Linked DNA regions of Homo sapiens: region 2 is linked to region 1. A link is an interaction called in ENCODE POLR2A ChIA-PET data of the cell type or tissue named here. Cell type or tissue: A673. All regions are shown on one strand. Links, peaks and the distances in the headings refer to the core of each region. The heading gives the core; the rest is flanking DNA.

Region 1 (2,924 bases), core at 199-2,698:
TGTGCCTTGATCTTATACTTGATATGCCTCTCTAATCAGATAAGAAAATAGTTGAAGCATTTTTGGACTGTAGACCAACATTAATGTTATTCAAAAATAGGAGTTAGGCATGGGGCTCAGATTTTTACCTTTTTTATTTGTGTATGATTTAGTGTTCATCCTGCACTAGACACTAAAATGCATTGTTTAATTATCTGAGCTCAACACACCATTTTATAATTCATTAGTCAGTTGCTCTTTGCAAAAGCTTATTTCTTATGAAACAAAAGTGGGAATCATGCAACTGGACTATTTATCTCTCTTTAGGGGTTGGGGGTTAATATCTGATAGCTCATAACATCTTTATTATAATGCATTTATAATGATTTACTGGAATCATTCTATGGCTAAGTATCTAATGTCAAAGCTGGGATCTGGCATGAAATAAAATGCTGTATCCTTGGGTAGCTCTAGGGAAAAAAAGGCCCCAGCCAATATTTTCTGTGTAATTCTACAAACTGTAATAAGGGTAGGGGTAATTGCCTTAATGTCAATTAAGCTATTAATAATGTTCATCTTGTCATTCCTAAATATAGCAGTGTCTCAATCATACATTACTGTCCCCTGTTAAGGCTACACAGAAATGAGATCACAGCCTCTGTGGATCAAGAAGTCTGTCTAGCAGCCAGTCTTATTTCCTTTACATAAGGGAAGGTTTGGGGGTTTATTTGGTGTTAATGAAAAATTTCTACTTAGACACACATATGTATTTGTGAGGACAAGCTCTGGTGATTCTTGTGAGCAGGACAAATTCAGTCTTAGAAGCTAAACTGTTCCCTGTTCCTATTCTGCTCCTGATGACCATGAAAGGTGCTCCTGATCAGGACTCGTGTTCCAGGGTCCCGATAAGGTCTGAGGACCCAGACAGTTCAGTAGCAATCATACATGCATTTTAGCAAAGTGTGTGGGAACTAACAAAGTTAGGGAGCACTTGTTCAAGCTACACATAGTGCTGCGTTGTGTGCGTGTTGTTCCCAGGCCACGTGGATGCACGCAAGTTCCTCAAGGACAGAGAAACTACAGGACAAAGAAAATGAGGCTGAGACATTGTCACTGAGACAAGAGGTCAGTGTTTCATCAGCAAATTTCAGCAAAGTCAAGGGTAAAGTCATATTTGGAAGAAGGAATAGAAGATGAGCTATAGGATTTTGGCGAACAGGGAGAATATTGCCAAATCTCCCCATTCAGCTCTAAATCAGGACCACTTATCGTGCAGTGAAGAAACAGGACAAGACCCTTCTTTAGTTGGCACTTATCGTTCTCCTGGGCCATGAGATTCTGAGCAGCCACTTCCTTCCGACCCCCCTCCTTGTTGCCTGTCTTGAAGTGAACTTCTACTTGATGATATTTAGAGCTCATTAATTTGTCCCAAGGAAGCTTATTGTATGGCAGTTTAATGACAGAAAACTGTTTTAATGCAAATGGACATGTAATCCCACTAAGCCACTCTGAGGGTGTAAATTTAAAACAATTGCTAGGAACTGACACCGGAGTTTAATAAGATGGAGGGCTAGTTTCTAGATCCCGGTACGCCCAGGGGACCCTGCTTGGACACCCAGCCCTGGCGGTTTTAGTGCAGCCCTCAGTTACCATGGCAATTAAAAATGTCAGGGAGCTTACTGGAGCTCCTTTCAGGTGGTGGGGATCTGAGCTCTGGAGGAGTGGGGGAATGCAGGGAGGAAATAAGTTTCAGCACAGAGAGGAAATGAAGGGTGAGTGGGTGTCTTCTGCTCATTACTCCTCAGGGGACAAGGTTGGACAAGATATGACTGAGACCCCAGGAGGTCACTTTCTGTCCTGGCTTAGTATAAATGCCTGATCCAGGCAAACTCCCACAGACAGAGCACAAAGCCTTACCCAGGACCCCACTTCTCCCAGCAGGTAAAGGGGGAAGCCTGCTTCTGAGGGGTTGGTTGGAAATGAGGCGGAGGCGGGAATTGTGTTTGAATATTTACTAGATTATAATGCTGTTGGATACTACATCATTCATCAGAGGGCCCTGAATAAGGTTATTATGGGTGAAGTCATTTTTGTAATAAAGTTGGCTGTAACTCTGGGTCATAAATCACAGGTTCTGGTACTAAAAAAATTGCTAAACATGCCTCTGTTACCACATACTGTCCTCCTTTTAAATACTTTGATTTTACTACAAATCTCCCATTGACTGAGCTGGGGGAAATACACACAATGAGCAAACGATTCCTTCCGTCCCTGGCAGCAGCCCTGCCAGCATCGGGGCCTCCTGGAATGATTTCCTGAGGTGTGATGTTATTTATGGTGTGCTTTCTCTATCAAAAAGGCAAACAGCATCCCAAGTGACCCCGGAGCATTTGCATCATTGCTTCTCTTGCTAATTGATTCATCCCCTGGCAGGGCCTGAGACACGGGCTGTTGGCTGGACACTCGCTCCCAGCTGCATATCCTGTGGATTTAAGGTGCATAAGAAGCAAAGATGTTAATAAAATCGTTAAATGTCAAAACTGAAAAACCCACACCCATTCAGAGTTCATCAGCTCTTCTGGAATGATCTGTAAAATACCATCTCCTCCCCTTGTCCTTTTCTCATAACCTTTGTTATGTTACCATCTTTGTTATGTTACCTTTGTTTGTTACCATCTCCTCCCCTTGTCCTTTTTTCATAACCTTTGTTAAGTAAGGAGATTAAGAACTGTTATTAACGACACTGATTGTTTAATTTCTTTCATAACTTCTTCCTTTCAAATGAGAGTCCAGTACAGAATGAAAAGGAATGTTATCATATGAAGTGCATTTCAGACGTAATAAAGCAGAAAGGAGAGGGTGGCCCCAGTGGCAGTTGTAAGAGGGATGAAGTGTGGATCTCTATAGCTCAGTGGCTGCAAAGCAGAAAATGAAGATTGTAAAAA
Region 2 (2,924 bases), core at 152-2,651, 1.4 Mb after region 1:
TCCAAGAGTCCTGAGTAGAGAATTCCCTGTGGCTCTGAGTTCATGGAAACTTGTTCTTCAGCGGGCTGGTGGCTTAGCAATGTCCAGTGGCTACCACATGTATTACCAGTGGTTAGTGAGGAAGGAAAGAGTGGAATGCCACCTCAATCCTACAAAATGGGCTGAGATTCTACTGTCAAATGAAAGTATATTATACATTCCCTTCTGACACCATATCAAGAACTTGCCTCAAGGTTAAATAAATTCTAGAAATACTTTTTCCAGAAAAGAACACAACCACTTCCTGTTTTATATTTCCTTTTAGTAAATGGAAACTTTAAAGGCATTAAAGAGAAACATAGCAACTTTAATTTGTAATGTCTTTAGCTTCTGTCAGTTTAAATTAAGCCCATGATATCTGAGCACAATTTCCTATATTTAATAATACATAAAGCAAGATAATTAAAAGGTATGCATGCATGCTGGGAGAAAAACGCCTTTTGAGTAAAACACTGACTTTAATCTCTGCCTCTGTTGATGAAATATAGTGAAACCAAGCAACTAAAAGGAAAAAGAGAAGAAAAAAGACAATGGCAGAGACTATTCCTCACACTGGCTCTTTCTTCTGAGCCTCAGACTTCCAAATCCAGTGATTTACTGGACATTTCCACTTAAAAGTCCTTAAAGTAGACTTCACAGACAGCATTCAAAACCAAACTCAGCACCAAAGCCCCCAAAACCTGCTGTGTCCCTCACTTTAGGAATGGGAAAACCACCAGTCCAGTAACTTGAGAGTCATCCTTGACTTCTTCTTCTCCCTCAGAACAACCACCCACACACACATGCACTCATACACACATGCACATACACACACGCAAACACATATATATCTAATCGAGCTCCATGTCCAGTTATCTCTACTTCCTACTCAACGGTATCCAAACCCACTGCTACCACCTCACCCAAGCAATCTAGACCACTTCAATAGCATCCTAACTGCTTTCTCTGCCCCCAGTTTTGCCCCTTTCCAATTCATTCTCTAGTCAAATTCAGAGTGATCTATTTAAAACACAAAAGTGATCATGCCATTTTCTGTTTTAAAACATCAGTAGCTTTCCTTAGGAAATAATCGAGATAAATCAATTTTCCCTTTTATTGGTAAGCCCTACTTCTCCAGTATCAGTCTTCATTAATCCTACCCCCTTGCCTTCTACAGACTACTCAGACTGACCTTTGGTTCCTCCAACATACCATGATGGAACTTGCCTAAAATTCTATTGCTCACTGTTATACTTCTTTTAAATCCCAGTTAACCTGCCCCTTCAAGTCCATGAGTCCTTCTCATGTGCTCTCATTGCATGCTAGATACATCCCAACCAGAAGACACATATCCTGAAGGTGCCTGTCTCCTTAATATATCCCCCACTAGATTACAAATTCCGTGCAGGATTATACATGACATGTTCCTTTTTAAATACCCAGAAACTGGCACACAGTAAACACTGAGTAAGTATGGAAGGAAGGAAGGAAGGAAGGAAGGAAGGAAGGAAGGAAGGAAGGAAGGAAGGAAGCAAGGGAGGGAGGGAGGGAGGGAGGGAGGGAGGGAGGGAGGGAGAGGAGAAAGAAGAGCTATGGATGTGTCTTTAATTTGTCCTTAGGAGACAGTGTCCTATCTGTATACTTAGGGACAGGGATTCCTTTAGTACTGATGTTCCCTCACTGAGAGATAGTAGGGCAAGTCCCCTTAGGTGTTCCACAGTTACAGGATCAGGGAGAGCTTCACCCAGATCTATTTAAAATCTCTCACTCAGTTCTTCTGGGACCAGAGGCTTACATTGATAAGATGATTGCCCCATACTAAACTGTAAGTTTTTTGAAGGCAAAATTCATATCTAATTCATCTTTGCATTTCCACAGCACACAGTATAATGTCCTCCACAAGGAAGGTGTTTAACACATATTTGTTGAATGAATTAATGAATTACTGAGAAGCTAGAATTAGACCTACAAACGGATCTTCAAAGACTCATGGCTTGGGCCTCCTTAGCGTAGTAGCACTGCTAATGAATCAGTTTGCCCAAAAAGCTGACACATGTGCTGGCCACCTGAGTTCTCACCATTCTGGCACTGAGCTGATCCCAATTACTGGAAGCTACAGGATGGGCAGCAGACTTTCTGGGCAATAAAGGAAGTTAGGTCAGTAGGCACCAGAAGCCTTGACCTCTAAATTCTCAAATGATTCCTTCCTTATACAGAACAAGCAAAATGCACAAATACTCTTTCACTGTTTGTCAGAGTTCCTGGGGCAACTGAGGCTGTGAGGCGAAAAAAGATTTGGGGCACATTGTAGAAGGCAGCTAGAGTCTATATGTTTAACTTAGCATTGCAGAACATTTTATTTTAAGCCAGTGTATAATTAGAGAGCCTGCCATGAAAATGAGCGGTTTCGTTTATTTATTATGTAAGTATGCCTTTTATTAAAATGACTTTGTGAAAATCTAATTGCCACTACAGTAATATAGCATAGCAGTCCCTTACATAAATACATGATTATTATGTACAGTCACTTATCTGTGAACGAGTTCTGCTACTACTTTCCTTAATTAAGGATACAAAAGGGCTCTTTCATCTTTGCATATTCCCTTGCCAGGACACTGATACTCATTATTTCCTAAGTCCAAACACTGAAACTGTGTCAAGAATGCATCCATCACTGGATGGGTACTTATAGTCAGCAGAATTTTCAACCCCGTCAGCAATTTCAGCAATTTGCAATTTCTGTATGTCTGACATGTGTTTTTATTGGTGAAGATCACTTTCAAATACCAAGATCATGAGAATGATTCTTTGGGTAGTCTCTGCAGCAGCCTAATGTAATGACAGTAATTAACAGCCTGTGATTAGCAGCCACTCCAGAAAGTGTTTGAATGTTAATTTGCTTCAAC

What was found. ChIA-PET counts read pairs that join two places held together with the same protein. Peaks named below come from ENCODE experiments on the same cell type or tissue, not always from the same donor. Only the 100,000 strongest peaks of a DNase experiment are listed, where the experiment ranks them.
Region 2: POLR2A ChIA-PET joins it to region 1 with 10 read pairs; 1 of 35 experiments calls an interaction of 5 or more read pairs at or near these places.

What each region holds. Positions count from the first base shown.
Region 1 is chr2:176,818,233-176,821,156 of GRCh38, reverse strand. No RefSeq gene overlaps it. Among named protein-coding and RNA genes, the nearest start is that of LINC01117, 180 kb to the right of the region's middle. In A673, for the core only: no CTCF peak of the experiment used is centred there; DNase peaks (open chromatin) are centred at 1,676 and 2,126; H3K27ac peaks cover 1,767 bases.
Region 2 is chr2:175,402,523-175,405,446 of GRCh38, reverse strand. No RefSeq gene overlaps it. Among named protein-coding and RNA genes, the nearest start is that of ATP5MC3, 220 kb to the right of the region's middle. In A673, for the core only: no CTCF peak of the experiment used is centred there; DNase peaks (open chromatin) are centred at 436 and 1,406; H3K27ac peaks cover 2,335 bases.